Linked DNA regions of Homo sapiens: all the other regions are linked to region 2. A link is a loop called in an ENCODE intact Hi-C map of the cell type or tissue named here. Cell type or tissue: mammary epithelial cell. All regions are shown on one strand. Region 1 overlaps BCKDHB (branched chain keto acid dehydrogenase E1 subunit beta). Region 2 overlaps LOC112267962 (a long non-coding RNA gene). Region 3 has its middle 640 kb from the start of BCKDHB. Region 4 overlaps BCKDHB (branched chain keto acid dehydrogenase E1 subunit beta).

Region 1 (8,000 bases), 390 kb after region 2:
ACCCTGGGTGCGGTGGCTTATGCCTGTAATTCCAGCACTTTGGGAGGCCGAGGTGTGTGGATCACCCGAAGTCAGGAGTTTGAGACCAGACTGACCAACATGGTGAAATCCCGTCTCTACTAAAAAATACAAAATTAGTGGTGCATCGTGGTGCATGCCTGCAATCCCAGCTACTTGGGAGTCTGAGGCAGGAGAATAGCTTGAACCCAGGAGGCAGAGGTTGCAGTGAGCTGAGATCACACCATGCACTCCAGCCTGCGTGACAAGAGCAAGACCCTGTCTCCAAAAAAAGAAAAAAAAAAAAAGAGTAAATTCCAAAAAAGAATATGAGTGATCTTCAAGATATTTTAAAGGCTTGTCTTGATTTTTCAAAGAGAAAATGAAAGGTAATTAAAACTAAAAAATCCAAAAGGATCTAAAAGAATGCCACAGCCCAAATATGAAACATTCAGAATGTGGCAAGACATTGAACAGTTAATGCACTAATTTAAAAGGCAAACCATTTGATCTAGATGCCAAGAGAATCTCCTTTTAGGGTCCCAAAGACCAAGCACTGGACCTCAAGTGAAAAATAAAATCTTACCCCCAACAGTGGTGAAAAATATTTGTTATCATAATAATATTAACAGTGTGTACTGCTTTTCAACTTTTAAAATCAAGGGTTTAATTATTTCATTTCGGTTATAAAACAATGTAATGTTCTCAGTCTTGGCAATGTAAAAATAATCAGCTGACAGAAAATGGGAATTGGAAGGGAGGAAAGAACAGTGGATATAGGAGTAGAGGGCATTAACATCATCTTCTTACATAGTGAGAGGTCAAAAGATTCTAAGCAAAGTTAATGGAGTAAGATATAGAAATTAAAATAAATTACAATAAAGAGGTAATCAGTAGAAAAAATAAAATACAGGTAATATCATAACTCAAAACTGAGGAAATATGAGATGAAGACAGCAGGGAATGCAAGCCCACTAAACTGTTATGTGTCATAGTGGTGAATAAATTATGTTAAAATTTATAAATCAAAAGTTACAGACATTGAAACACACACATACGTGTGCGTGTATACACCTATATGCATGTGTGTGCATGAGTGCATGTGCGTGTGGTAGGCTTCTGATTCCTGAAAAATCTAAAACTTTTTAACATATTCTCCACATTTTGATAGTTCTCCTAATTATGAATTCCACTTTCCCAAGGTAGAATATAAAAAAACTATGTTTTCCAGCCTCCATTATAGCCAAGATAAAGATGTGACCCAGGCTCCACCGACAAAACCTAACTCAGCAGTGAAACACATGAGGGAATGGACTGAGCAAGGAAAAGTCCATTTTCCTGGCACAAGTATGAAATGTGTTTCCAGTGAGAAGTGGCGGCAACCAACCTAGTCGTGTTGGCATATGTACAATCTGCCCCAGCACATTGTTTTATGCCACTTAGGAACAAAGCAAAACGCAAAGCAGAGCCACAGCGCTGACTCAAGCCTCAGAGAAATATAGTACCATGCACTATGTCTCTTGGCTCAGGCTGGCCCATCTGCTCTGATTTAGAAGTGTTTATTACATCTTTCTCCCCAACTTTGATGCATTTGCCCTGAACTCCATAAATCAACAGGCTCAATCCTTCCTGACTCTGGTTAAAAACCCTTCTTCGCTCTAGTTACCAAGCTGTTTTAAGTGGTTTGCTACACGCACTTTTTCTTTCCATAAACCCTGTTATTTTTAGTGAGCATGCATGGAGAATCCAATTTACTCTGCAGAAATGTATATACTCCATTATAGCAGAAATATCTGTGCAATGTATTGCTAGAGATATGGAAGTGGCCTTCAGAAGAATAAAATACAGAAATGGTTAAAAGTGGCTGTGTTTAGGGAGTAGGGGCAGGGAAGGAAGATGATACTTTGCATTATAAGCTCCATTGTACTGTGTGTTTTAGTGCTATGTTAATGGATTGCTTGAATTTTTAAATCTCTTCTGCCACATTCAAAAAAGAAAAAGGAAAGGGAAATACAGAAAAAACTGTAATGATATGATCACAATGCCAAATATAGAATATTAAAAGATAAACTTGAGATGTGAAATAGTTATGTAAGAAACTATATAACTTAATTAAACACATAAAAGAAAATATAAACACGTAAAGAAACAAACCAAGTTCCTAGAAGAAAAAAATGAAAGCACAGAAAGTACGTGTTTGGAAAGATTGACTATTCATGGCTGGTAAGAGTAGCCCCAGTTTTGTTTTGTTTTTTTCTTTTTTCTTTTTGAGATGGAATTTCACTCTTGCTGCCCAGGCTGGAGTACAATGGCACAGTCTCGGCTCACTGCAACCTCTGCCTCCCGGGTTCAAGAGTTTCTCTGCCCCAGCCTCCCGAGTAGCTGGGATTATAGGTGCCAGCCACCATGCCCAGCAATTTTTGTATTTTTAGTAGAGGTGGGGTTTCACCATGTTGGTCAGGCTGGTCTCAAACTCCTGACCTCAAGTGATCCACCCGCCTCAGGCTCAGTGCTAGGATTACAGGAGTGAGCCACCATAGCTGGCCCCAGTTTTGGAATAAACTAGAAAAGTAATATCCTTTTGTTAAACCTTTGTACATCACAGTTTCAATAAATTTTTAAGTTAAATTATCACTGCTCAGCACTGCAAAGCCAGGGTGTTATAATAGAAAAGATAAGAAATTCTTAACGATTACAGAATAAATACAATTTCGTAAAAAAAGCACCAGTTTAATGGGAGAGAGTTAAACGCCATCAAAGAAAGAACAGAAAGTCAACACATTTAGATTTCTTGTATTACACCTAAAATGTTAAACTAAGAACATAATGTACCTATAATCTTTTTTCATTATGAAATGAGGTAACGGATTTCTTTCTTTTCACTGCTATTCGTAACAGTGAAAGCAAACAGTTTAAACAAAATGAAAACTTGAGTCAAACTCAAATAATTTAAGTGTATAAGAGGACACCAAAAACACATCAGGTGGGATGTGAAATGGAACAATATAATTATATAATTTAATCTTGCTTTCTCCAGTTCCATGTGGAAGGAAAAAAAATGCTAAATGAAAGAAAATATGGTAGTGTGATTTACAAGGTGTATACAGGTCACATTTGCCCACCTGTAAAACACATATCTTTATATTATAAAGGTGGGCAAATGTGAAAGAAAATTCCTGACATATGATAAAATATGTTCTAAGCTGACATTTAGAAGCATTTGATCAGCAAAACTCTCAAGTGACAATTTTTATTATCCAGCAACCTGGGTTGAAGCCAGTGCTGTCCCCCACTGGCTGTAAGCTGCTCCACCTTCCCCAAACCTCAGTTTTCTTCCCTATAAAATAATGACACTGATGTCTAATTAGAAGAACTGTTTGAATACAAAAGGAAACATGCATAACATATGTAGTTTTAACTTTTTTAATTTACCATTTACCAGGAACTAAGTCCTATTATGTAAGATACATTGGCCGGGCACGGTGGCTCACGTCTGTAATCCCAGCACTTTGGGAGGCCGAGGTAGGCGGATCACGAGGTCAGGAGATCAAGACCATCCTGGCCAACATGGTGAAACCCTGTCTGTACTAAAATACAAAAAATTAGACGGGCATGGTGGTGCACGCCTGTAGTTCCAGCTACTCAGGAGGCTGAGGCAGGAGAATGGCTTGAACCCCAGAGGCGGAGATTGCAGTGTGGAGATCGTGCCACTGCACTCCAGACTGGTGGCACGGCGAGACTCCGTCTCAAAAAAACAAAAAGTATATATATATAACATTAGGTCAGAACCCATAGTTATTATTTTAATCTTCTTTAAAATGTACCTAAAATGTAAATCATAATAAAAATAGACCCCATGGCATGACTGATAATCTCAGTGTATTTTCTTCCTAGAGGATTTACCAGTTCTTTAATTTCTTTCACTGAAAAACCAAATGCCACGTTATTTTTCAGATGGTTCAACAAATATTTACTGAGCATCTACTATATTCTAAACTCTTCAGGACTCTTGCAGATATAGCAATGAACATAATACACAAAATTCCCTGCCCTCATGGGACTTAAAGGAAGTGGCCAAGGGCTGTCAGGCAGGACAATCAATGTAGTAGCCACATCCCAATATAGCATCCAACAGCCTAGAACTTGTTCCAATTAGTACAACAACTAACTAGTTGTGATCATGACAAAGAAAATCCTACAGGAAGAATGACTTGGCAGGAGGGACCAACTTTCAAATTGTCAGCCATCCTGTTTTGGAACAGAGAAACAAACTATTCTCATCTGAGAGGAGGGCACCGCCCTACCTGTTTTCTCTGCAAGGTCAAACCATATCCAAAATAATTCCAAACTCACACAAAATGAGACCATTTTTCCCTATGCCTAAGGAAAAGCATTTAAGTCTAACAGATCTTTGAATCATTTCTTAGTTTTTTTTTATATTAGAGGCTTATTATAAGCATGAAAGAAATACACATAATTTTTAACATATGACTTAAAATGACTTTATTATAGTCTACCCTCAGAAATATAAACTACTCTCAACAATTAAACACAACATGTAACAAGAATAATTTTAAACCCATATATCCTTGTACGGTCAAGAAGACATATAATTTTACCTAGCAATAGTCTTTGATTACATTTTTAACTAAAGGTTTAGAGAAAAAGAAGAGAGAAAATAATTCTAATTTGTTGTTTTCAATTCACGAGATCATCAGTTATTCTGATATATAAGCTAAACCATTTAGGTTACATTATAATAATGCCCTAGAATAAAACTACTGTCATACTATTTATTCAGAATTATAACATATGTTTAATTTACAATGGCAGAGCCAGGCCCCGCTGTGGAAACCTAGTGGTATTAACCATGAAACTTGGCCTAAGAGAGGCCTCTAGTGGTTATAGGTAGTTACTAGCTCCCTTTCCATCCCAACCCCTCAACTGTTTGAGAATGTTCTTGATTTCATTAACTCACTTTCTGTCCCCCTCTGCTCCCCTCAAACAGACACAGCCTCAAACAAAATAGCTAGTATTCAGTCACGGAATTATTCACTTAAGTTCAAGTAACCAATTTTTAAAATGTATATTTTAACTGGCAATACTTAAATATTAGAGATTCTCTATAGACAAATTCTTCAACTTCTCCATAAAACCAGTTTAAAGCTATTCAGTCTAACAAATCAGAATTAAATTTCCAATTTAATCTATGGGTCTTCAGAACATCTTCTGCACCATTCACAAATACTTGGTGATTAACACCCAGGTGCAAATGCAAAGAGTAAACAAACTTGGTCCTTCATCCAATTACTAAGGTTTGACTCCTTCCCCATTCCAGCTCTACAATTTCCCTTTCCTTTTTTGCTGAAGACCTCTGCTCCCTGATCGTCTCCATTCCCACTAACTCTGCCAGCCTTAGTGCCTGTCCTGCTATTATCCAGTTCCCCCAGTGAAGTCTTCTATAGCAAGAATGGAAATAATTGGGGTGAAAGGATGGGAGGAAAGAATGCTAAATCTAAGAACACTGAGCCCTCCCTCCCAGCTACTGTCACTCCCTCATGCCACAGCTGAATTACTTCTAGCTCCTTTCCCCTAAGGCCTTATCCTGCTCCTATGATAGACTACCCCTAAAATATCTTGAGACTAGAGATGCCCAATATGTACCCAAAGAACAACTATTCATTTCTATGAGTATGTCTTCATCTTCTACTACATAACCTATGTTTAAAAGAGAAAAGAAAGGGAAAGCAGGAAAAAGAGCTGGAGAGAAAAATGGAGGGAACAGAAATGAAGATATTTTCTCTATCATTTTCTAATTTTGTTAAAATTAAAAAAAAAAAAACAAAAAAAAACACTTCCCAAGAACTTCAAAAAGGTAGGAGATTGCTTTGGGCAGAGAGTGAGGGGGAGGGAAGACTGGGAGACAGTATCTTGTAACAGGGTGTATTTGAACAGAGAAGAACCCTCATCTAAAGCAGTGCACAGTGGCTGTGATGGCTACGAAATTCAGGACAGACCCAGTTTTAAAAGCTGCTATACAAATAGTAACTCCCATCTATTCAGAAAATGTAATTATCCATAAAACTCATGTCTTAGAAATTAAGAATAACTGAAGTTTACTGTACAGTCAATTTCACTTTGCCTTTCAAAGTAGATAAATTGTTCCTATTCTAATAAGAATTCAAATAAATAATTTCTATATGCCATTATGAAACATAGACAACCATTAAGAAAAGTCAAATGCAAGGTCAAAGCAAAACTTAAAACTTTTAAATAAATATTTCAATTTAGAATAAACTAATGTATTTATTCATAGAATACTGTTCTAAAGTTACTTTTTAAACTTTTTTATGAGCACCAAGAAGAAGCACCAAATTGAAAACATTTTAATATTACAACAGTTTTCATAGCATTGTTAAACTTTCTCTTGCTAATATTTATTACTTTTCAGCAAGTATTTATTGAGCACCAATCCTATCACAGTCATTGTTGCAGGTACTGGGAATTTTTGAACCAAAAGACAAAAATTTCTGCTGTCACAGAACTTGGAAGAAAGATCAACAATGTAAATAACAAGAGTACGTAACATTTTAGCTCATGCTAATCACTACAGAGAAGAGGAAAGAAGGAAAAGGTGAAAGGAAGTCTTGATAGGATTCAGTATCACATAAGCTGGTCAAGGAAGGCCTTAATGGTATTTGAGTAGTGCCTAACAGAATGATGTTGCAGGAAGTCAGGGAACCCGAATGGAGGGGCCAGCTGGAGCTGTGGCACAGGAACATAAATTGTGAAGATTTCATGGACATTTATCAGTTCCCAAATAATACTTTTATAATTTCTTACACCTGTCTTTACTTTAATCTCTTAATCCTGTTATCTTCGTAAACTGAGGATATATGTCACCTCAGGACCACTCTGATAATTATGTTAACTGTATAAATTGATTGTAAAACATGTGTGTTTGAACAATATGAAATCAGGGCACCTGAAAAGGAACAGAATAACAGTGATTTTTAGGGAACAAGGGAAGACAACCATAAGGTCTGACCACCTGCGGGGTCGGGCAAAAAGAGCCACATTTTTCTTCTTGCAGAGAGCCTATAAATGGACATGCAAGTAGGAGAGATATCGCTAAATTCTTTTAAGGAATATTAATATTAATACCCTGGGAAAGGAATGCATTCCTGGGGGAAGGTCTAAAACAGCCACTCTGGGAATGTCTGTCTTATGCAGTTGAGATAAGGACTGAGATACGCCCTGGTCTCCTGCAGTACCCTCAGGCTTATCAGGGTGGGGAAAAACTCCGCCCTGGTAAATTTGTGGTCAGACCGGTTCTCTGCTCTTGAACCCCGTTTTCTGTTGTTTAAGATGCTTATCAAGACAACAGGTGCACTGCTGAACATAGACCCTTATCAGTAGTTCTGCTTTTGCCCTTTGCCTTGTGATCTTTGTTGGACCCTTGTCAGTGGTTCTGCTTTTTCCCTTTGTCCTGTTCCCTCAGAAGCATGTGCTCTTTGTTAGACCCTTATTAGTAGTTCTGCTTTTTGCCTTTTGAAGCATGTGATCTTTGTATCTACTCCCTGTTTTACACCCCCTCCCCTTTTGAAGCCCTTAATAAATAAAAAACTTGCTGATTTGAGGCTCAGGTGGGCATCACAGTCCTACTGATATGTGATGTCACCCCCGGTGGCCCAGCTGTAAAAGTCCTCTCTTTGTACTCTTTCTCTTTATTTCTCAGCCAGCCAACACTTATGGAAAATAGAAAGAATCTATGTTGAAATGTTGGGGGCAGGTTCCCCTGATAGAATAACAGAGTGAATGAAGGGGCTTGCTGGAGAAAGAACATTTTCTAAAGGGTGGATGGGTGGTAGGAGGTGGAAAGCGATGAAATCAGGTAAATTCTTGTAGGCCATGGTAAGGAATTTGACTTCTCTCTCAATGGGAAATCACTGAGGCTTTTTGAAACTAGAAGGAACATGATATGACTCAGATTAAAAGTATCA
Region 2 (8,000 bases):
TTCCATGGAACCTTTTTCCATCTTTTCAAAAAGAATTCCCTTGGCCAATTCTGGCATCTCTCAGGAAACTACAAGCCAGGGTAAAGCAGGAGCCTGCTGTAACACTTCATTCTTATGTGTCATTTAAAAGGCATGCACTCTTTGTGTGATTCCAATAACACTGGACATACTGAGAATGGGGGTTATGTTAGGACCCCATAAATGATGCTTCATCTCATCATTTAGGCTTGATAAACAAAGGAATGCTGTGAAAGAGAGGAGTTATATTTTAGAATGAGGTATCCCAGTTTTTCAATAAGTTGAAGAAAACTTCAAGCCTACAATCAAAAAGACAAGAAATAGTCTATAAAATAACACCCTTACTTTAAAAAAATTGAGGTTCTTTTTGCAGAAGTGATATTTGGGAAGGCTGTCTATGATCTGTTAGTATATGAAGTACTTCTATAAAAATGAGAGAGGCCTCTAAGACCCCAACTAAAGGAAACGCCTCGAAGTTATCATGATATAGATTTTATTAGGGAATATTTTGGGGTATAGTATATCAGTTTAAGCCTAAAGAACTACCTGTGATTGGTAGGGCTATAAGGTGTGCCTGCTAGGGAGTATTAGAGAAGAGACTGAAACTCCTCCTGGGTAAAACTACAGCAAAATTGAATTGAGACACACAGGTTTGGTTCAAGGACTACAAAATAAAAGGCAAGACAAAATTATTGGGCAGTACAATGTCAGTCACTCATATTCCCCTTACTTCAGAGCTTGCAGATTCATGACCAAATACCAGAATGGTATTGACCAAATACCAGAATAGCATTGACTGAAGAACAAGTAAAACCAAGGGCGACCAGCACAGATATACAGAACACAAGACAACTACAGCGCTGGGGTTAATCTCATCCCCCACAGCAGGAGATACTGGTGACTAATGCTAAGACTTCGTTGACACATTTGGCAGTCAGCACTAGCAGCCTGGGAACAGACACTGTTCCTTCTAGAATCATCTCCATAGGGTGGCATTGGCAGCAAAGCTGCTGTTTTTTATACCAGAAGGCAGGAGACATATTACACTGGCATATGATAAAAGATAGAGAAAATCGAGCATAGGATGCCACTGGGTAGTTAAAAGGCTAAATTTTCTGATTGTAGATGACATACATCTTAAGAATGCTATAATTATTTAATAAAAATGTAAGGGTAATCCAGAGTTCTCACATGGTGAATAGGAGCATGGCCAGAGAAATACCAGTTTGCAGCAATCATAATGTTCTATTTTTATCCCCATGCTGGTGTGGCCTGAGAATCAAGAATTACATAAGAAAGGATTGCATAATATTTAAACTGCTTGTATTGGAATGAAGTGCTGGCTGGCCATGGTAGTCTTTATAAACAATGGAAAATCTCTTTTAATCAAATTGGCTTAGGTTTGGTCCATTGTAAGAGGTTGTGAATTTGATAACCGGTCAAGGTCATCTCCCTAATCACCATGAATGTCCTCAAGAATACTGCATTATTTTCATCTGATTTCCAAAGATCAGGGCACTTTGGCTTATTCTTAGTTAAGATTTATTATTTCCAAGCTGTGTATTCTAGAGTATAATTTTAAAAATCATTCAAAACTACCATAATGATCATCTACTTGAGTATTTTTAATACCAACAAATAATTTTCATAAAGATAGTCCACATTTTTATAACATGCCAGGCTTTTTCAGTTTCTCCATTTGATTATTGGACCCTATAAGAAGAGCAGATGAGAAAAAATTTGCTGAACTGGCCAAGGATAAGCAATTACTGAATGATAAAGTTGGGTCTATACAACTGACATGTCTGGGCTGCTAATTCAAGCCAGCTCACTGAACCACACCACTCCACCTTCTCTTCAGCACTTTCTCCCAATCCGTGAATCACTTCAACAAACTCAAACATTACCCATATTCACACAACCAAAAATCTAAAACAATGGACTTCTTTAAACTGCTATTACCAAGAAGCATGAGACAGTTAAATCTTCCTAAAGGTTTAATTCTTTTAAAATACAAGGTGCTTTTAGACTTTGAGTTTTCAAACTTTACTTTTTTAGTGTCTTTCATGAAATGAATGCCAACATTGGTTTATTTGTTTCTCTTCTGGATGTTCTTACAAAACACTTGGTGGAGCGTTTTCTTCTCCAAGCTGTAATGCTGTTCTTTCCACAGCATAATCCAACCACCCAGCCAGAGGACAGAAAAGGTGTCCCACACAGAGTTCCAGTTACTCTGTGAATTTATGCCTTTGGCACAAGGAATAACCACATTATGTTAAAAATTTTCTACAGAGTAGAAATAGATAATAGAAGAAACGATTTTTATGACAGATAGATTGTTTCTTCCTAGGGAAGGCAAATATTATATTGTTGATCAGTCATACAGACACACACAATGTGTCCAATCTACTTCCTCATAAAATAATTTTAATAGTCTCAATCAAAGGACTCTTCATATGACATGTTTTTAATGATCAATTGAAACAACTAAATCTAATATAATTCTACCTAATATTAGAAATTACAAGTGATGAGAATGCCCGCCGTGCTATGATATCTGGAAATTCCCAGAGTTTGTGTTATATTTCATTAGTGTAACAATTTATACAAGCCCAACACAAAAGAAACAAAATTGTCTTCTCTTTAAAAATGAAATATGCTATAAATCCTTCTTTTTCTTGATATCCTTTAGCAGAGGAATAAAATGATTCATATTAAACTCATATTAGCTTTGCATCATCACATATTTTTATTATTTTTTGCTTCTTTACTTCCCTTGTGGCAATACTTTAATATAACTTTATTGAATTTAGGGGACACTTTTGGAAACAAGATATGATACATCCAAGAAAACTTTATACTGAATTCATCTGAAGAATGCAAGAAATGACATTCTTAAAGCTTTGCAAAGGGTGCCGTAAATCATACATGAGTCTTTGGCAATCATCATGATTATATTTGACAAAATTGTCTAAGCCCAAATATCCAGGATAATGAGAAGCTCCTTTGACCTATAATCTTTAAAAGACATTTCATATGAAAATATGAACACATATTATGTATAGTATATGTGTTAAATGTGTACACATAGATACTTGCATGTATATATATTTTAAAACATTATTTTCCGAGTGACCATCTCTGTGATATTCCTGATTGTATAGAAAATATACATTGATTCTGAATGTAGTAAAAACTCCATTATAGTGTGAAAAAATCTCTTGAAAGATTTCAGATAACACCAAACATAGCAGAAATTTATTAATATCATTTACCTAAGCAACAGTTAGAAAGCTAAATTTTTTATTCATTCAAAATCTCTTTGCCTTACTTCCTAAGCCACCTAGAAGCCTAGAATTTTAGTCCTAGATTTTGAACAGCAGATTTTAAGGTTTCCACTCAAAATTGGGGAAAGAAATCCTTCACGTAGAATCTTTTAGAACTGGTTTTACAGACACATGGTAATTATATGGCAGAATTTCTACCTTGGGATTAAAGGAATATATTTTTAAAGTATAGCCTAGCTTTAGACAGCAACCATCAAGGAAGGTCCGCAAGCAGAAACAGAAAAACTTTAATATCTCTTTTGCTCCCTCTGCTGGTTGGTTTCATAGAATGAAGAGTGGGTGCTTTGAACTCTCCTTTTTGCCAGCCCCATTATCAGCCTCAAAAATGCTAATATATTTTAATTTTTCCCAGACTTTAAGGATTTGGGTATCAGGACTTCTCTAGTTGATTAATGCTGTAATTGAGTTGTTGGATCTCTACTTGTTTGAAGTATAAATGACTAGATAGGAGAACATGAATATGGAAGTTCCATTAGATTAACAGTCCAACAGTTATTGAGCATGACTCAGAAGGGAACATATGACATCCTCGTCTTAAAGTAATATGATCTCAAGGAAGAAAAAGACACACGTATATAATATTACCCAACAAAGAGGCAGTATATAATTCAGGACTAAATTGTATGGTATCAACTGCATGTTCAAAGATTTGAAAAAATTCATAAACAAGAGGCAGGAGTTGGGCTGAAACTCAAAAATGACTGTTATAGAACACAAACTCAAAAGCAATAGGAGTAGTTGTTGAAGGAGCAAGATACAGTGTGATCAATAATATGCTGATTTAAAATACAGAATATTGTGTTTTAAAAAACACTGTAATTAAACAAAAAAAATAAAAAAAACACTGTAACTGTGGAGTGTAAATGACTTGTATCTTAAACAGAAAGACTAAAAGATGAGTCAATCAAAAATAATAACTACAAGAGCTTTTCAAGACCAGGGACAGCACAATCAGATATAAATAGAAAGATCAAAAAGTTAAAAGGCAGAGGGACAAAATTAAAGTGTGGCATTGTTATTAGTTCTCTCTTTGCTTTTTGTTAGTATGCTTGTTTCTTTATGCCATCAGTGTTAAGTTGTCATCAGTTTAAAATAATGGGTTATAAGATATTATTTTCAAGCCTCAGGATAATCTCAAATAAAAAACATACAACAGATACACACACACAAAAAGCAAGAAATTAAAACATAACACCAGAGAAAACCACCTTCACTAAAAGGAAGACAGGAAGGAAAGAAAGAAGAAAGAGAAAGTCCACAAAACAACCAGGAAACTACAAATAACAGAAGTCCTGACTTACCGATAATAACATTGAACGTAAATCGACTAAATTATCCAGTAAAGAGATCAAGTGGCTAAATTGATTTTTTAACAAAGACTTAGTGATCTGTTGATTGCGAGAAACACGCTTCACCTACAAATACAAACAGACTGAAAATAAATGGATAGAAAAAGAGATTCCACTCCAATGGAAAGCAAAAAAGCACAGGAGTAGATATGCTTATATCAGACAAAATTGATTTTAAGGCCAAAACTCCAAAAAAAGAAAACAAAGGTCATTATATAATGATAAAGTGATCAATTCAGCAAGAGGATATAACAATTTTAAGTATTTATTCACCCAACATTGGAGCAGCCAGATATATAAAGCAAATGTTATTAAAGATAAAGTAAGAGATAGACCTAAATACAGTAATAGCTAGAGACTTCAACAGTCCTCTTTCAGCATTGGACAGACCTCCCAGACAGAAAATCACAAAGAAACGTGGGACTTAATCTGCACCTAGACCAAATGAACCTAATAGATATTTACAGAACATTTCATCCAACAGCTGCAGAATACATATTCATCTCCTCAGCACATGGGTCATTCTCAAGGATAGACCATATGTTAGGTCACAAAATAAGTCTTAAATCATTCCAAAAAATTGAAATTACATCAAGTATCTTCTCTTTCCACAATGGAATAAAACTAGAAATGAACAACAAGAGGAATTTTGGAAACTATACAAACACATGGAAATTAAAAAACATGCTCCTGAATAACCAGTGGGTCAATGAAGAAATTCAGAAGAAAGTTGAAAAATGTCTTGGAACAAATGAAAATAGGAACACAACATATTGAAACCTGTGGGATACAGCAGAGGGAGTACTAAGGGGGAGTTTATAGCTATAAGCACCTTCATCAAAAAAGTAGAAAAATATCAAATAACCTAATGATTCATGTTAACCAGAAAAGCAAGAACAAACTGAAGCCAAAATTAGTAAAAGAAAAGAAATAATAAATATCACAGAATAAATAAATGATACTGAAATGAAGAAAACAATACAAACATAAAAGAAACAAAAAAAATGTTTTTTGCAAAATTAAAGTCAACAAAACTTTGGTTAGACCAATGAAGAAAAAAGGGAGAATATCTAAATAAAATCAGAGATGAATAAGGAGACATTACAAATGACACCACAGAAATTCAAAGGATCGTTAGTGGCAATTATGAACAACTATATCCCAATGAACTGGAAAGCTTAGCAGAAATAGACAAATTCCTAGACACATACAACCTGCCAAGACTGAACCATGAAGAAATCCCAAACCTGAAGAGATCAATAACAACTAATGAGATTGAAGTCATAGTAAGAAGTATCCCAGCAGAGAAAAGCCCGGGACCCAAGGGTTTCACTGCTGAATTTTACCGAACATTTAAAAAAGAATTAATACCAGTACTACTCAAATTATTTCAAAAAATAGAAGAGGAGGGAATATTTTCAAACTCATTCTATGAGGCCAGTATTACCCTGATAGCAAAACCGACAAAGACAAATTTTAAAAAGACAACTACAGGCAAGCATTCTTGATAAACATTGATGAAAAAATCCTCAACAAAATACTAGCAAACCTAATTTAACAACACATTTATAAGATGATTCATTGTGATCAAGTAGGATTTATCTCAGGGATGCAAGGATGGTACACCATATGCAAGTCAATCAATGTGATACATTGTATCAACAGAATGAAGGACAAAACCCATATGATCATTTCAATTAATGCTGAAAAAGAATTTGATAAAGTTCAACATGCCTTCGTGATCAAAACCGTCAAAAAAGTGGGTATAAAAAAAACATGCCTCAACACAATAGAAGCCATATTTAACAGGCCCAGTATCATACTGAATGGAAAAAAAAAAACTGAAAGCCTTTCCTCTAATATCTGGAAGATGAAAAGAATGCCCATTTTCACCACTGTTATTCGACATAGTACTGGAAGCCCTAGCTTGAGCAATTAGACAAGAGAAAGAAACAAAAGACAATCAAGTTGAAAAGGAAGAAATCAAATTATCCTTATTTGCAGATGATATGATCTTATATTTGGAAAAACCTAAAGACTCCACCAAAAAAAAACTATTAGAACTAATAAACAAACTCAGTAAGTTGAAGGATACAAAATCAATATCTAAAAATCAGTAGCATTTCTATGTGATAACAGCAAACAATCTAAAAAAGAAATTAAAAAAGTAATCCCAATTACAATAGCTACAAATAAAATAAAATATTAACGAATTAATTTAATTAAAGAAATAAAAGATTTCTATAATGAAAACTATAAAACACTGATGAAATAAATTGAAGACACACTAAAAAATGGAAACATATTCATTCCGTGTTCATGAATTGGAAGGATCAATATTGTTAAAATGTCTACACTACCTAAAACAATCCACAGATTATATGCAATCTCTACCAAAATATCAATGACATTCTTCACAGGAATAGAAAAACAAATCCTTAAATTTATATGGAGCCACAAAAGACCCACAATAACCAAAGCTCTCCTGAGCAGAAATAAACAACACTGGGGGTATATTACCTGACTTCAAATTATACCACAGAGGTATAGTAACCAAAACAGCATGATATTCACATGAAAACAAACACATAAATCAATGGAATAAAATAGACAACCCAGAAGCCAATCCATACATCTATAGTGAACTCATTTTCAACAAAGATGCCAAGAACACTGGGGAAAGGTCAGTGTCTTCAATAAATGGTGCCGATGGTGCTGGGAAAACTGGATATCCATATGCAGAATGATGAAACTGGACTCCTATCTCTTGTCATACACAAAGATCAAATCCAAATGGATTAAAGACATGTCTAACACCTTAGCCTATGAAACTCTCCAAAAAAAAAATTGGGGAAATTCTACAGGGCATTGGACTTGGCAAAGATTTCTTGAGACCACACAAGGACAGGCAATCAAAGCAAAAATAGACAAATGGGATCACATCAAGTTAAAAACCTTCTTCACAGCAAAGGATACAATCAACTAAGTGAAGAGACAACCCACAGAATGGGAGAAAATATTTGCAAACTACCCATCTGACAGGGCTTAATAACCAGAATATATAAAGAGCTCAAACAACTGTTTAGGAAAAAAATCTAATAATCTGATTAAAATGGGCAAAAGATTTGAACAGACATTTCTCAAAGAAGGCATGCAAATAGTAAGAAGTTGTATGAAAAGGTGCTCAGCATCATTGATCATCAGAGAAATGCACATCAAAACTACAATGTGACATCTCACCCCAGTTAAAATGACTTTTATCCAAAACACAGGTAATAACAAATCC
Region 3 (8,000 bases), 140 kb before region 2:
AGCTCTTTTAGGGCAGGCCTGGTGGTGACAAAATCTCTCAGCATTTGCTTGTCTGTAAACTGTTTTATTTCTCCTTCACTTATGAAGCTTAGTTTGGCTGGATATGAAATTCTGGGTTGAAAATTCTTTTCTTTAAGAATGTTGAATATTGGCCCCCACACTCTTCTGGCTTGTAGAGTTTCTGCTGAGAGATCCACTGTTAGTCTGATGGGCTTCCCTTTGTGGGTAACCCGACCTTTCTCTCTGGCTGCCCTTAACATTGTTTCCTTCATTTCAATTTTGGTGAATCTGACAAGTATGTGTCCTGGAGTTGCTCTTCTCGAGGAGTATCTTTGTGGCATTCTCTGTATTTCCTGAAACTGAATGTTGGCCTGCCTTGCTAGATTGGGGAAATTCTCCTGGATAATATCCTGCAGAGTGTTTTCCAACTTGGTTCCATTCTCCCCGTCACTTTCAGGTACACCAATCAGACATAGATTTGGTCTTTTCATATAGTCCCATATTTCTTGGAGGCTTTGTTCATTTCTTTTTATTCTTTTTTCTCTAAACTTCCCTTCTCGCTTCATTTCATTCACTTCATCTTCCATCACTGATACCCTTTCTTGCAGTTGATCGCATCGTCTCCTGAGGCTTCTGCATTCTTCACATAGTTCTCAAGGCACCCCCCAGTAGGGGCAGACTGACACTTCACATGGCCGGGTACTCCTCTGAGACAAAACTTCCAGAGGAACGATCAGACAGCAGCATCCGCGGTTCACGAAAAACCACTGTTCTGCAAACACCGCTGCTGATACCCAGGCAAACAAGGTCTGGAGTGGACCTCTAGCAAACTCCAACAGACCTGCAGCTGAGGGTCCTGTCTGTTAGAAGGAAAACTAACAAACAGAAAGGACGTCCACACCAAAAACCCATCTGTACATCACCATCAACAGACCAAAAGTAGATAAAACCACAAAGATGGGGAAAAAACAGAGCAGAAAAACTGGAAACTCTAAAAAGCAGAGCACCTCTCCTCCTCCAAAGGAACGCAGTTCCTCACCAGCAATGGAACAAAGCTGGACGGAGAATGACTTTGACGAGTTGAGAGAAGAAGGCTTCAGATGATCAAAGTACGAACTTCAGGAGGAAATTCTAATCAAAGGCAAAGAAGTTAAAAACTTTGAAAAAAATTTAGATGAATATATAACTAGAATAACCAATACAGAGAAGTGCTTAAAGGAGCTGATGGAGCTGAAAGTCAAGGCTCGAGAACTACTGTTTTTCTCTTGCAGCATATTGACCTTCAAATTTTCCTTAGTCCTAAAGTCTTCATGCCTCTGTGCCTACATGTTCACTGGCCTCTGCTTCTGTTTTTATGTTGATCCTTCTGTTGAATGTCCTTCTTTACGGGTCGCCATAAATTTTGTCATGGGATTTCTTTACCAAATGCTTATGACAAGTACCTTAAATGCAAAGATTTGAGAAGATCCTATAATCTAAACTATAGAGACTTAGTTACAGTATGCCAAATTGAAGAAATAAGCACCTTTCTTATTTAGATAATTTATATAAAAATAATTATGTCTCATGAAATTTTACCAACATGGTCTTAGAGAGCAAAAGTAGGTATATCTGATGTAATTGAGTCAAACTGGGTAAGTGAGAGAGAACCCTGGAAGGAATATCCAGATGTTTTCAAATTTCATATAATGAGTAGCAGATTTTTTTCCTCTTGTCTCTGAAGAGAGTGGTCCTGATGATCTTCAGAAGCAGCCAGTATAAATGATGTAGTAAAGTGTCTGTGTTGTATTAATTTTGTCAAATCATCAAAAATAGCCAAGTTTTTTTTTAATAAAACTGCATTCTCTTAAACCTATCAAAATTATGTACTTTTTCCTATGATTTCCATGGGCCTTGAAGTTTTCAAATTCATGTAGTCCTTAATAAAATTGTAAAAATATATTTATAACTTTTAAATATCAATTCTAGATAATAGGTTTTCACTAAATAATATAAACAACAGAAGGAGTATATTTTGTATATTTCTAAATCTTCACCTACACAAGTCAGTATGTTCTATACAAAAGGAAAATCCAGGCACAGTGACTCATGCCTGTAGTTCCAGCACTTTGGGAGCCTGAGATGGGAGGATTGCCTGAAGCCAGGAGTTCAAGGCCAGCTTAGAAAACATAGTAAGACCCCATCTCTACAAAAATTAACAACAACAACAACAACAACAAAAAACAGCCAGGCATGTTGGCACACACCTGTAATCCCACCTACTAGGGAGGCTGACATGGGAGGATCAATTGAGCCCACGTGTTGAAGGCCACAGTGAGCCACGATGATGCTACTGTACTCTAGCCTGGGCAACAGCAATACCCCTACTCAAATTAATTAATTAATTTAATAAATAATTTTTTAAAACCAAAGAGAACATTGGTTAATCTCATGACTCATTGTATGACAATCTTTTAAGAGAGCTACTATATGTATTCTGTCCTTCCAAAGAAATAATATTTACCTTTCTCTGTGGCAGCCACGATAGTATAACATTAGTATTAAGACTATTATAAAGTTAGTTTTTTGTTTTGTTTTGTTCTGTTCTGTTGTTTGTTTTATTTTGAAATGGAGTCTTGCTCTGTTTCCCAGGCTGGAGTGCAGTGGCACTATCTCTGCTCAGTGCAACCTCTACCTCCTGGGTTCAAGTGATTCTTGTGCCTCAGCCTCCCAAGTAACTGGGATTACAGGTGTGCACCATCACACTGAACTAATTTGGGGCATTTTTAGTAGAAATGGGGTTTCACCATATTGGCCAGGCTGGTCTTGGACTCCTGACCTTAATGATCCACCTGCCTCAGCCTCCCACAGTGCTGGGATTACAGAAAAGTAACTATTAATTTCATAACAAGTTTATATATAAAGAACATTTGACTTAAATCCTAAATAATTTTGAACTAGGCATCAGTCACAAGACCATGCTGACTTGGTGACTTACTTATGAGATCTAGAGTCATATAACATATCTGACCTTCATCCTTTTGCTGTGTAAAATAAAGATAATCCAATTTCCACTGGGATGAGGGGATTAAATAATATATCATTTATGACTAACCCAATAATTAGCATATACTAGATTGTCAGTAAATTTTGGTTTCTTCCCTTCCATTCAAAAAAGGAAAACAGATGCGAAGGTGATGCAATGAAATCCTCAGTAGCTCAGAATGATTATGTTCATGGGATGTTGAGCAAGCAAAAGGGTCCAAGTCAGGCTCCATTGTCTTCACTCACAATACCAACTAATTATTCAGTTGAAATATGAAAAGTCCGGTCAGCCAACATGTTTCGTTTCTAAATATTAACATGCTTGGTTATACACAATAACAACAGCTTCTTGTTTAGGACTTCACTCCACCCAAAACCCCAGTTAGAGTTCTAGAAATAGAAAGTATCTGGGGACCAGACATGGATACATTGGTGAAAACTCAGTAAATTCCACTCATTGGTGAAAACTCAGTAAAGGTGTTTATGGTGATGGGTCAGCGCCATCTATGTGTGAGAAAAATAACATGTTTCTTGGTGACTGATCTTTTTCAATAAAGAGACTGTTTTGGTGTTAAGAGGAAATGACGCCACAGTCTACTGGTTAGGTTCTGAGCCATTTAGCTCCTACAAAGGCCCTAGTTGACCTATTAACTTCAATTTTCTAAGCCAATAGTTTAGATTAGATATATAGTTAGACTAGGCATATAGAACAAATTTTTGAAAACACCTACACTATGCTGAAAAATGCTTTTAAAATAAAGAATAAAAAACTTTGGATTGGTTGGCATAGACAGATATTTATATCCCATCTAAAAGACTAGTAAATCATACTTATATAAAAAGAAAAATATAAATATTTTCCTACTATATTAGTAAATAAAAGAGTTTTAACGTTCGTAATCTTTATTACTGTAGTAAATCACAACATGAGATCTATCCTTTTCACAAATTTACAAATGTACAAAACATGATGTACAAATGTACAAAACATTATGGCTTACTACAGACATAATGTTTGTACATCAGATTATTAGAGCTTAATTATCTTACTTAACTGAAACTTTATGCCTTTAGATAAGTAACTCAACTCCCCATTTCCTTTGCCCCAAGCCCTTGGCAAGCACTATTGTGCTACTTTTTGATTCTGTGAATTTGACTATTTTAGATACCCCATGTAAGTGGAACAATGCAGTTTTTGTCTTTCTGTCCCTGGCTATTTTCACTTAGCTTAATGTCCTCAAGATTCGACCATGTTGAAATATATTGCTAGGTCTCTTTCCGTTTTAAGGCTGAATAGTATATCATTATGTGTCTATCACATTTTTAATCCATTAAACAGTCAATGAGCAGGTAGTTTTTCCATCTTGGCTATTATTAATAGTGCTGAAATGAAATAAACATGGGAGTGCCAATATGTTTTTGGGATCCTGATTTTAATTATTTTGAATAAACACTCTGAAGTGAGATTTCCAGACCACATCAAAGTTCTATGTTTAACTTTTGGTGAATCTCCATACTATTTTCTACACTGGCTGCTATATTTTGCATTCCCATAAGCAGAAGGCAAGGGTTCCAATTTTTCCATGTCCTTGCCAACACTCGTCTTTTGTTCTTTGGTAATAACCATCCTGGCAGGTGTGAGGTGATATTATTGTAATTTTTTTGCATTTCTGTAATAATTAGTGATGATGATAATTTTTGTACACCTCTTGGCCACTTATATGTCTTCTTTAGAGAAAAGTCTGCTATCTTTTAAGCATCCCAATTACAATAAGGAAGATCACCAATGATATTTCCTAACTTCAGGTGGAAAACCACCTTAAACTGTAATTTGTAAATTAAAGTGAAGCAAAAATACTGAGAAGTCTCCCCAATTATGGAAACAATTAATATTATTAGCATCCAAGAAATCTGTATTTTTAGTTCTGATCACATCAAATCCTCAGAGGTCAGAGGTGAATACTTACTCCTTTATAATTTGGATATTCTTTATTTCTTTCTCTTGCATAATTTCTCTGGCTAGGACTTCCAGTATTATTTGAATGAGAGTTGTGAGAGTGAGTATCCTTGTTTTGTTCCAGTTCTTAGAAGAAAAGCTTTGAGCTTTTCTCCATTCAATAAGATGTTACCTGTGGATTTGTCATACATGGCCTTTACGGTGTTGAAGTATTTTTATCCATACCTAATTTATTAAGTGTTTTATCATAAAGAGATATTGAAGCTTATCAAAACCTTATTCTCCATCTATTGAGATTATCATATGATTTTTGTCCTTCATTCTATAGATGTGATGTATGATGTTTATTAATTTGCATATGTTGAACATCTTGCAGATGTCATGATCTTATATATAATAAAACCTAAAAACTTTACCAAAAACCTCTTAGAACTGAGAAACAAATTCAGTAAAGTTGCAGGATACAAAATTGACATACAAAAATCAGTAGTGTTTCTATACATGAACAATGTACTAGCTGAAAAAGAAATCCAGAAGGTAATCCCATTTAGAATAGCTACCTCCAAAAAATAATATATCTAGCAATACATTTAACCAAGGAGGTGAAAGAACTCTACGTGGAAAACTACAAAACACTAATGAAAGAAACTGAACAGAATACAAAAAATAGGAGGACATTCTATACTCATGGATTGAAAGAATTAATATTATTAAAATGACAATACACTCAAATTCATCTAGAGAGTCAACACAATTCCTATCAAAATACCCATGACATCCTTCACAGATGCAGAAAACAATTCTAAAACATGAATGGAACCACGAAAGACCCCAAATAACCAAAGCAATCCTGAACAAAAATAACAAAGTTGGAGGTATCACACTACTAGACCTCAAAACATACTACAAATGTGTTGTAACCAAAACAACATGGTACTGGCATAAAAACAGACACATAGATGAATGGAACAGAATAGAGAATCCAAAAATTAATCAGCTTATCTACAGCCAACTAATGTTTGACAAAGGTGCCAAGAATACTCATTTACAAAAGGAAATCTCTTAAATAAATGGTACTGGGAGAACTGGATAGTCACATGCTGAAGAATTAAACTGGACTTCCACCTCTCAACCTATACAAAAATCAACTCAAAATGGATCAAAGGACTAAATGTGAAATCCAAAATGGTAAAATTACTAAAAGAAGACATAGAGGAAACACTTCAGGATATTAGTCTGGGAAAACATTTTATTAATAAGACCTCGAAAACACAGGCAACAAAAGCAAAAACAAAAACAACGGGATTATATCAAACTAAGAAGCTCTGCACAGCAAAGGAAATAATCAACAGAGTGAAAAGAAAACCTAAAAAGTGGAAGAAAATATTTGCAAACTACTCATCCTACAGAGGATTAATATCCATCCAGAACAGACAAGGAACTCAAACATCTCAACTGAAAAAAAAAAGGAATAAAAATAGGCAAATGATCTGAATAGACCTTTCTCAAAAAACAGACATAAAAATGGCCAACAGCTATATGAAAATCAAGTCATCAGAGAAGGGAAAATCAAAACCACACTGACATATCATCTTACTCCAGTTAGAATGGCTATTATCAAAGAAAAAAATAATTAATGCTGGCGAGGATGTGGAAGAAAGAGAGCCTTTAAAGGCTGTTGGTGGGAATACATAGTACAACCACTATGGAGAACAGTATGAAGGTTCCTCAAAAACTACAAATAGAATTAACATATGATCCAGCAATCTCACTACTGAGAATGATCAAAAGGAAATCATTATATCAAAGAGACATCTGTGCCCCAATGTTTATTGCAGCACTATTCACAATAACCAAGATATGGAATCAACCTAGGTGTCCAGCAACAGCTGAACGAATAAAGAAAATGTGGTATATATACGTAAGGGAATACAAATTATTCAGTAATACGAAATAATGAAATCCTATAATTCACAGCAACATGGCTAGAACTGGAGAATGTTATGTTAAGTGAAATAAACCAGTAGTAAAAAATTAAATACTGCATGTTTTCACTTATATGTGAAAGCTAAAAAAAATTGATCTTCTAGAAGTAAAAAGTACAACAGAAGATATTAAAGACTGAGAAGGGTATGGGGAAAGGAGAGATAGGCAGATATTTATTGAAGGATAAAAAATTACAGCTAGATAGTAAGAATAAGTTAGTGTTCTACAGCATTGTAGTCTGACTATAGTTAACAGTAATGTATTATTAGTTTTAAATAGCTCAAAAGAGGATATGGAATGTTCCCAACACAGAGAAATGATAAACGTTCAAGATAATGGATATGCTAATTATCCTAATTTAATTACTATATGTTTTATGTGTGAAAATATCACTGTGAACCATGTGAATATGTATGATTATTTTTTATCAACCAGAAAATAAAATTAAAAAAATATAAACCCTTTGTATACTGCCATCCACATCATAGGTGACTCAGGTCAAAAATTGGCTTTTGTTGAACATGATATATTTTTATTCTTGCTGTATCAGGGTCTTTGGTTTGACTAAATCTAAAAAATACAATATAGAACTGATATATTCCAACACTTAATATAGTATTGTAACAAAAAGAAAGCATTTTAAAATAAATTTAAGTCAAGAATCCACTTAGACATTTTTATTCCTGGATGGAATGATCCTTTTATCCTAAAGACTTTACATGAGTAACTTTCATAGAACAGACAATTGATAACCTCAGTACTGAAAAAAAAAAAAAAGGAAGGAAGGAAAGGGAAGGGAAGGAAGGGAGGGAGGGACAGAGAGAGGGAGGGAATGCAACAAAAAAGGAGCGAATTTTGGTTTTAGAACCATAATTTGACTTCTTTTATATATTATGGAATTTTTTCTTTGTCCATATGTTAGAGATGATACTAATATACAGTCATGCACAACAATGTTTTGGTCAATGACAGACATATACAATGGTGAGCCCATTAGATAATGGAGCTACCCTATACAGGCATACCCATATTT
Region 4 (8,000 bases), 470 kb after region 2:
ATTTTGGTACGGACAGTTATTTGGTGGGGCTGCCCTGTGCATGTTTAGCAGCATTCTAGGTCTCCATCCACCAGATTCTAGTGGTACCCCCCAAGGTATGACAACCAAAAATATCTCTAGACATTGCCAAAATCACCAGCAGTTGAAAACCACTAGACTAGATATACCCTCCATTTCTCCCCAGCTCTGATATCCTACAAAATATATTAAATATCTTATTTTCTTAAATGGTATTTGTTAAGCCACTGGTCAACAAGCCAACAGTGAGAATACTGTGAGAGGCGGAAGGACTGCTTGAGCCCAAGAGTTCAAGGCTGCAGTGAAGTATGATTGTACCACCACACTCCAGTATAGGAAATAGAGCAAGACCCTGACTCTTAAACAAATAAATAGAGAAATAAATAAATAGTGCTGACAGGCTGAGAAATTCTTATCTAGTCTATATCCACGTCATATAGAACTAAAGTTCTGAGAGGTCAGTGTTATAAATTAGAGAAAGTAAAATACAGTGACCGTTTGTACCCATTCTAATTTTAGTAGTGTCTAAAATCCTTATTTGGAAAAATCACAAAAGGTCATCAAAGTAATAAATAAGAAAAACTAAAGTAAATGAAGCATGCATCAATATTTCCATTCCATTTTCTATGCTAACTCATTCAGCTGGATTTTTTAAATGAGATAAAAAGAAAGGCATATTGCTGCATCATATGGAAATTCTAATTTTTTGAGGAACTACCGTACTGTTTTCCACTGTGGCTGTGTCGCTTTACATTCCCACCAACAATGCACAATGATTCCAATTTCATCCTCAGCAACACTTGTTATTTCCTGTTTTCTTGATAACAGCCATCCTAATGAGTACGAAGTGGTATTCCACTGGGATACTGACTTGCATTTCCTAATAATTGATGATGTTGAGCATCTTTTCACTGGTAATTTATATACTGGTAATTTATATATAAATTATCAATTTGGGAGAAATGTCTATGCAAGTCCTTTGCTTATTTTTTTAATTGATTGGGGTTTTTTTTGTAGAGTTTTAGAAGTTCTCCATATATTCTGGATATTAATCTCTTATCTGATACATGATTTGCAAGTATTTTCTCCCATTCTGTGAACTGCCTTTTTTCCCTGTTAATAGTGTCCTTCAAAGTACATATTTTTAATTTCGATGCAGTCCAATTTATCTATTTTTATTGTTGCCTATACCTTTAGAGCCATATTTAAAAAGTCATTATCAAATCCAATTTCACGAAGCTTTTCCCCTACATTTTCTTCTAAGAGTTTTATAGTTTTACATTTAAGTCTGTGATCTATTTTGAGTTCATTTTTGTATATGGTGTTAAATAAAGGTCCAAATTCATTCTTTTGCATGTGAATATCCAGTTTTCCCAGCATCATTTGTTGAAAAGACTGTCCTTTCCCCTGTTGAATGGTATTGGCATCATTGTCAAAAATTAATGACTAGATATTCAAGGGTTTATTTCTGGGTTCTCTATTCTATTCCATTCATCAATGTTTGTCTTTTTGCCACTGTCACACCGTTTTGATAACTACAGCTTTGCAGTAAGTTTTGAAAAAAAGAACTGTGAGTCCTCCAACTTTGTTCTTCTGAATTAAAAAAGCAGTGACACTACCAAATATTTGCACATCAGTATTTATAGCAGTCTTAGGACACAATAGGCAAAAGGCAGAAGCAACCCAAACATCCATCAACAAATGAATGGATAAACAAAATGTAGTATATGCATACAACACAATATTATGCAGCCTTAAAAAGGGAGGAAACTTTGACACATGCTGAAACATCAATAAACCTTGAGGACATTATTATAAATGAATAAGGCAGTCACAAAAGGACAAATACTAAATGATTCCACTCACATAAGGAACAGTCAAATTCATAGAGATAGAAAGTAGAATGGGTTCTTGCCAGGGACTGTTGGAGAGAAAATGGGGAGTTATTGTTAGATGGTTATAGTGTTTCAGTTTTGTAAGATGAAAAAAGTTCTGGTGATGGATGGTGGTAATAATTGCACCACAACGTGAATGTACTTAATAACACTGAACTGTAAAAATGGTTAAAACAGTAAATGTTATATATATTTGACCATAATTTTTAGAAATAAATTAATGTTTGTGAAAAAAGCACTGTGGGGAAAAAAAGGCATATTAAACATGTTCATCTAGTTCTGCCAACATGTGCACCTTTGGAAAACAAAAGAACTTTGTAATATCAAGAGCAATTTAAAGCTACTAACAATCCTTTAAAAATATTTTTAATAAATATATTAGGAAACCAGATTTACACCAACTTATTAATACCTGTTTTCACTCCAAATTCCTGTTAGACATCTCACAATCTATATCTGGTATTCAATCTGCTTGTATGTCATAAATATGTATACTTCAATAGGGGAAATAAATCCTCTACATATTCAATTTCCCTAAGGAATTTTCCTGAATTTTATCCTGTTTTTTTCTTCCATAAAATTAGTTTCAACAACCCAGAAACCAAACCCCCATCTCACAGATTGCCATTCTACAATGGAACCCTGACACTAAATCCAAGAGTATGAGTATCACCCAAATAACCCGTTCTTTGCAACAAGAACATATAATGGAAGATCACTTTCTCTGTTAAAGACATTAATTTCATAATTCACAAAAAATATATAAGAGAGCAAAGATTTTGCTAACACCCCTAAATTTAAAACTTATGCTGGAAAAGCAGCCAAGTGTGGTGGCTCACACCTATAATCCCAGCACTTTGGGAGGCCAAGGCTGGCGGATCACTTGAGGTCAGGAGGTCGAGACCAGCCTGGCCAACATGATGAAACCCCATCTCTACTAAAAATACAAAAATCAGCCAGGCATAGTGGTGTATGCCTATTATCCCAGCTACTCAGAGGCTGAGGCACAAGAATCACTTGAACCTGGGGAATGGAAGTTGCAGTGAGCTGAGATCTCGCCACTGCACTCCAGCCTGGGTGACAGAGTGAGACTCCAACTCAAATAAATAAATAAATAAATAAATAAAATAAAACAAAACGCTGGAAAAGGGACATCTTAAGAAAAAATTAAATTAAATGCCTAAGGTACCCCATGGTTCCAAAATGCTATAACAACTATATTCAAAAAAACCTCTAAATGTAAAGGGAATCAAAGCATGAAAAAACTGTGTTCCTCTTTTTAAAAACAAATAAAACCATAAAGCTTACCTAAATGTATGCTCTGGAAGAATCCCAGAGGACCACCTAGTCCTTTCCCTTCAATTTACTGATGAGGATACTGAGGCCCAAAGTCAACTCCCAAATATTGATATATTATAGACAAAAACTTGCCTTCACCGCATGCCTGTCCTAGTTTTCCAACCTGACTTCAGTGTATTAAAGTATCTGGTTATACAATTTCAGTGATGTTTACATAAGAAAACAAGTAAGTGGTTATATTAGTTTTCCCAAGCTGCTATGACAGGCCACACCTGTGGTGTAAAGGAATGGATACAGTAATGGAAAAACATCAAGTCCCATGAAAAGGCACATGTTTAGGCCTGTAGACTAATTCAGGAGGTCCTCAGCTATTCCTTTCCTCACCTAAATTTCCTCCAATAAGTGGGCCAAATATACACTAAGAACCACAACCAGGCAAGTTATATCAGTATAGAATAATGTTACAAACATACCTTAAACCTGACACACCAAAATCTTATTTTAATAACACACACACACACATACACTCTTTCTCTTTCTCTCTCTCTCAGAGAATGACAATACGAATGGATTTTTTATATGCCATGAGGAATCTGTCTCATTACTTATATGAATGAAAGCATGTGTGACACCAGGCACAGTGGCTCACGCCTGTAATCCCAGCACTTTGGGAGGCCAAGGGAGGCAGATCACCTGAGGTCAGGAGTTCGAGACCAGCCTAGCCAACATGATGAAACCCCGTCTCTACTAAAAATACAAAAATTAGCCAGGTGTGGTGGTGGGCACCTGTAGTCCCAGCTACTTGGGAGGCTGAGGCAGGAGAATTGCTTGAACCTGGGAGAGAGAGGTTACAGTGAGCCGTGATCGCATTACTGCACTCCAGCCTGGGTGACAGAGCAAGACTCTGTCTTAAAAAAAAAAGAAAGAAAGAAAGCATGTGTGGCATTCAACATAAAATCACACATACCCTACAAATCAACTACCTTTAACTGCCCTCTCCCACTCCCTGCTTCCCCAGAGGTCCAGCTGTTGCTCCTAATCAATACATCTCATTACGTACAGTGGTTAAAGCTGCCATTTGGAATGCAATGTTGATGAGGACATACTATTTTCTTTCTTCTAATTTTCAAAGCACTCATACTATTTTGTTCTATCAAAGGACAAGGAAGAGAAGCAGTTTAGTGGTACTAAATCCACACTCATCTGGATCGTCTGGAATACAAAATGCTCTATGCCTCTCTTCCTTTTCTTATAGCATTGCCTCTAATTATGCAATTCCTTCTTTGTCATATCAAGTAGTATTCAGCTTTACAACGTATGTCAGTAACCCACAATCCTTCAAATTCCGCCTTCTGATGGAATATAAAATGCTTTGCAGCAGTTCAAGTGCTGGCACAATGCCAACAGGGATGTTCTCATTTCAAAGGGTAGGCTGCCACCTGCTGACTTGATCCTTTCCCACTCAACATTCAGCACTCCCCAGAAAGCGAACTGATCTGGCACAAGGGTTTTCTTTGCTATGTCATTTAATGCAGTGTGACTTGATTGTTATATTGAACTATATCAACATAATCTTTTAGTTATTTTAAATACAAATTATCCTTTAAAAATCCTAAGCAGACAGTTATGCTTCTGTATAGCTAAAAATTCCTGCCCTATATTCAAAAGGGCAGATAATTTTTTAAGTATATGTTACTTTTTAAATATGCAAGAAAAATGTATTTTAATATATTTCTCTTCACCCTTTCCTTTATTCTTCACTTCTGAAAACAGAAGCTCACTTACTCTCATTAGAAAGTATCAGCGATTTAATTTTTCATCTTGATCAACATCCTCAACCTGAAATTAATAAAGTGTAACTTCACTGCCCTAAAACTATTGTAAAAATTCACAGCAGCTGCTGACAATAAAGCTAAAAGAGTTACTTAGCCATTAGTTAGCTCAGCCTCCTGCCATGACAGGAAACATAAATTTGCAGGTACCCTCTAAGAGCACTGGACTTTTTCAAGTTAAGAGTTAGTTTCTCCCCATTTTAACCTATTTTTTAAGGAAAATAAAATCAGACCAACCTAAATAATTAATGTGAGAGAGGGAAATCCCCTTCCTGAGACAGTAGGACACTGTCTAAGTGAGAGCAAAGGGTAAATTCACTCAACAGCACGCACTTCATAAATACTGCCTGATACAATATTAGGTCCTAGGGATCCATTCTGTGGAACAGCTTAAAGATCTGCTGCCTTTGACAACTTTCTGGTGGGAGTTATGGATTACAGTACAACTTTCAAGATTTAAAAGGTGCAGCGTGAATAGTGATAAAGAACTGCCTGAGTCTGCTTGGAGGGTCCGGAAGAGTTTCACAGGGGAATCTTCTGAAGAAGAAATAGGAGTCTACCAGGTAATCAGACAGGGTAGAGAGACCCAGATAGCAAGTGCAAAGGAAGAGAGAAGAAAAAACAACAGGGGGCTTAAGAGAAACAACCAGTAACTCAACATTAGTTTTAATAAAAATTTTAAAAAGCTCAAGTTCCTAGGTCTGTAGAGTAAAAACTAAAAAATAGATAAAATAAATAAAATAAAAATAAAAGCAGATGAGGTCAGGTAGCTACCTAAGTAGTTCTCAAAGTCTTTGGTAGCCAGGCGCAGTGGCTCATGCCTGTAATCCCAGCACTTAGGGAGGCCGAGGCAGGTGGATCACAAGGTCAGGAGTTTGAGACCAGCCTGACCAACACAGTGAAATTCCATCTCTACTAAAAATACAAAAATTAGCAGGGCATGGTGGTATGCGGCTGTAGTCCCAGCTACTCAGGAGGCTGAGGCAGGAGAATCACTTGAACCCAGGAAGCAGAGGCTGCAGTGAGCCAAGATCGCACCACTGCACTCCAGCCTGGGCGATAGAGCGAGACTCCATCTCAAAAAAAAAAAAAAGTATTTTGTATGTCCTGCTAAGAAATATGCATGTTAAAATCATCACACTGGCAACAAGATAGGGAATGGATTGGAGGGAGGGTAAGACTAAAGGAGTGGTGACTGCTAAGAAAAGAAATAAAACTCTGCAGGCAGAGAAAAATGAAAGATCTTAAGTATCAGGGCAGTAAGAATGGAAAGGAGGGGCCAGATTAGATATAATTATACAACTTCACTGGATGTGGGGAACTAGAAAGAAGGAAGACACTTAGAATTTCCCCAGTGTCTGGCTTAGGTAACTAAATGGATGGTGATATATTCACCAAAATAGGAAATGCACTAGGAGGCATATATTTGCTGGGTGCATGTAGCAGCCTTAGGTGTGGAAATGCTGAGTTTGAAGTGACTGTGGAACACTGAGGTGAAGATGTGCAGTAGAAACTGAATACACAGATCTGAAGCTCAGAACGGAAGTCTGAACTAGAGACAGAAATTCAGGAGTCACCAGTGTATGAGCAGCAGATGGCATCGATAAAATGCCCCAGACAGAAGGGGTAAGCAGAGTGTTATGGATGAGAACCTGGGCAGACAGGCAGCAGAGGACTCAACAGCCTACACAAACCCCTAGATTTTTTGGGAGGAATAAATGAAGCAGTACATGTAATACACTCAGAACAGTACCTGACGCAGTGAGTTGAATAAATATTAGCTATTCAGAAAGCACATGGCATGCTACTACACTGAGTCAGGCAAGATGGAATTGTGAGGTCTAGACACTGCTCCACAGCATAGTTATACTGGATACAGAGAAGACTCAGTTACAGAAGTATAATTCTGTGTTTGAAATATTAGTTAATATATACAAACATATTCAAATACAGTCTAGAAGTATATATACCAAGACGTGTACAGTGGTTATCTCCAAGTTATCTCTGAAAACATGAGCAATTTTTATTTTCTTTATGCTTTTCTATATTTTCCAAATTTTCTACAATGTATATGCATTACTTTTGAAATCAAATGTGTAAAGATTTTTAACTGTTTATTAAAGATCTAAAAGTTTGTAGCAGGAGTCTAAATGATCAGGAAAAATAATCTTTTGCCCAACTACCTCAAGCTCTAAGCAGGTATTAGAAGTAGGAGAAAGCAGACGGACTGGATCCAGAAACTCAACCTGCTATAAATGGAAAAGAAAAGACTAAGCTGGAAGTTCCCAATAAGTGAGATGGAACATGTATGGGTTCTTGGATTTAAGTATAACATAACCTCAGAAAGAGTGGAACAGAAAAAGAGACAACAATTTAAAAAAAAATTTTAAAGACCCTCACTCCTCTTGCCCCGTATGAATACACAAGCAATATAGAGCAATGCCAAAGGAAAGAAGAGAGGGAGATATCAGCTCCTGCCAGCCCTCACGTGAACTGCTTTGCTGAATTCTAAATCAGGTAAGACTAAGACAAAAAATAAAATGTCAAAAGCATTTCAAAGGTATCCCTAACAATAGGAGGTCAAAACACATTCCTTACACTGCAAGTCAGAAGAGTGGGAATTCAAAGATGGACCAAAATGCATTCTGATTATTTTAACTGAGTCAAATGAAATTAATAAAAGCAATGGGCAGAAATCAATCACATGCCAATTAAAGACATCAGCTGGGATAAAACATGTAAGAAGGATAATGTGATGGTTCATTATATGTCAACTTGACCAGGCTATGGCACCCAATTATTAATATTTGGTCAAACACAGGTGTAGAAGTTGTTGTGAAGGTATTTTTTAGATGTGATTAGCGTTTAAATCAGTAGATTTTGAATAAAGCAGATTACCTTTTATAATGTGGGTAGGCTTCATACAATCAATTTAAGGCCTTAAGAGAAAAGACTG

Evidence for each region. Hi-C counts contacts between places; a loop is a spot of excess contacts. Peaks named below come from ENCODE experiments on the same cell type or tissue, not always from the same donor. Only the 100,000 strongest peaks of a DNase experiment are listed, where the experiment ranks them.
Region 1: it touches region 2 in a loop (19-fold over the local background); 22 of 110 quality-filtered maps call a loop at or near these places.
Region 3: a loop joins it to region 2, with 8 times the contacts of the local background. A loop is called at or near these places in 6 of 110 quality-filtered maps.
Region 4: a loop joins it to region 2, with 4 times the contacts of the local background. A loop is called at or near these places in 5 of 110 quality-filtered maps.

What each region holds. Positions count from the first base shown.
Region 1 is chr6:80,211,508-80,219,507 of GRCh38, reverse strand. All of the region lies in intron 8 of BCKDHB (branched chain keto acid dehydrogenase E1 subunit beta), which reads right to left. Among named protein-coding and RNA genes, the nearest start is that of BCKDHB, 110 kb to the right of the region's middle. RefSeq lists a silencer at 7,222-7,416. In mammary epithelial cell, a CTCF peak has its summit at 4,899 (motif pointing left); no DNase peak of the experiment used is centred here.
Region 2 is chr6:80,601,218-80,609,217 of GRCh38, reverse strand. The region is part of intron 2 of LOC112267962 (a long non-coding RNA gene); the gene reads right to left. Among named protein-coding and RNA genes, the nearest start is that of BCKDHB, 500 kb to the right of the region's middle. In mammary epithelial cell, a CTCF peak has its summit at 3,620 (motif pointing left); DNase peaks (open chromatin) are centred at 937, 1,267 and 3,847; H3K27ac peaks cover 2,256 bases.
Region 3 is chr6:80,738,215-80,746,214 of GRCh38, reverse strand. No RefSeq gene overlaps it. Among named protein-coding and RNA genes, the nearest start is that of BCKDHB, 640 kb to the right of the region's middle. In mammary epithelial cell, a CTCF peak has its summit at 3,505; no DNase peak of the experiment used is centred here.
Region 4 is chr6:80,129,784-80,137,783 of GRCh38, reverse strand. All of the region lies in intron 3 of BCKDHB (branched chain keto acid dehydrogenase E1 subunit beta), which reads right to left. Among named protein-coding and RNA genes, the nearest start is that of BCKDHB, 27 kb to the right of the region's middle. In mammary epithelial cell, a CTCF peak has its summit at 4,658 (motif pointing left); no DNase peak of the experiment used is centred here.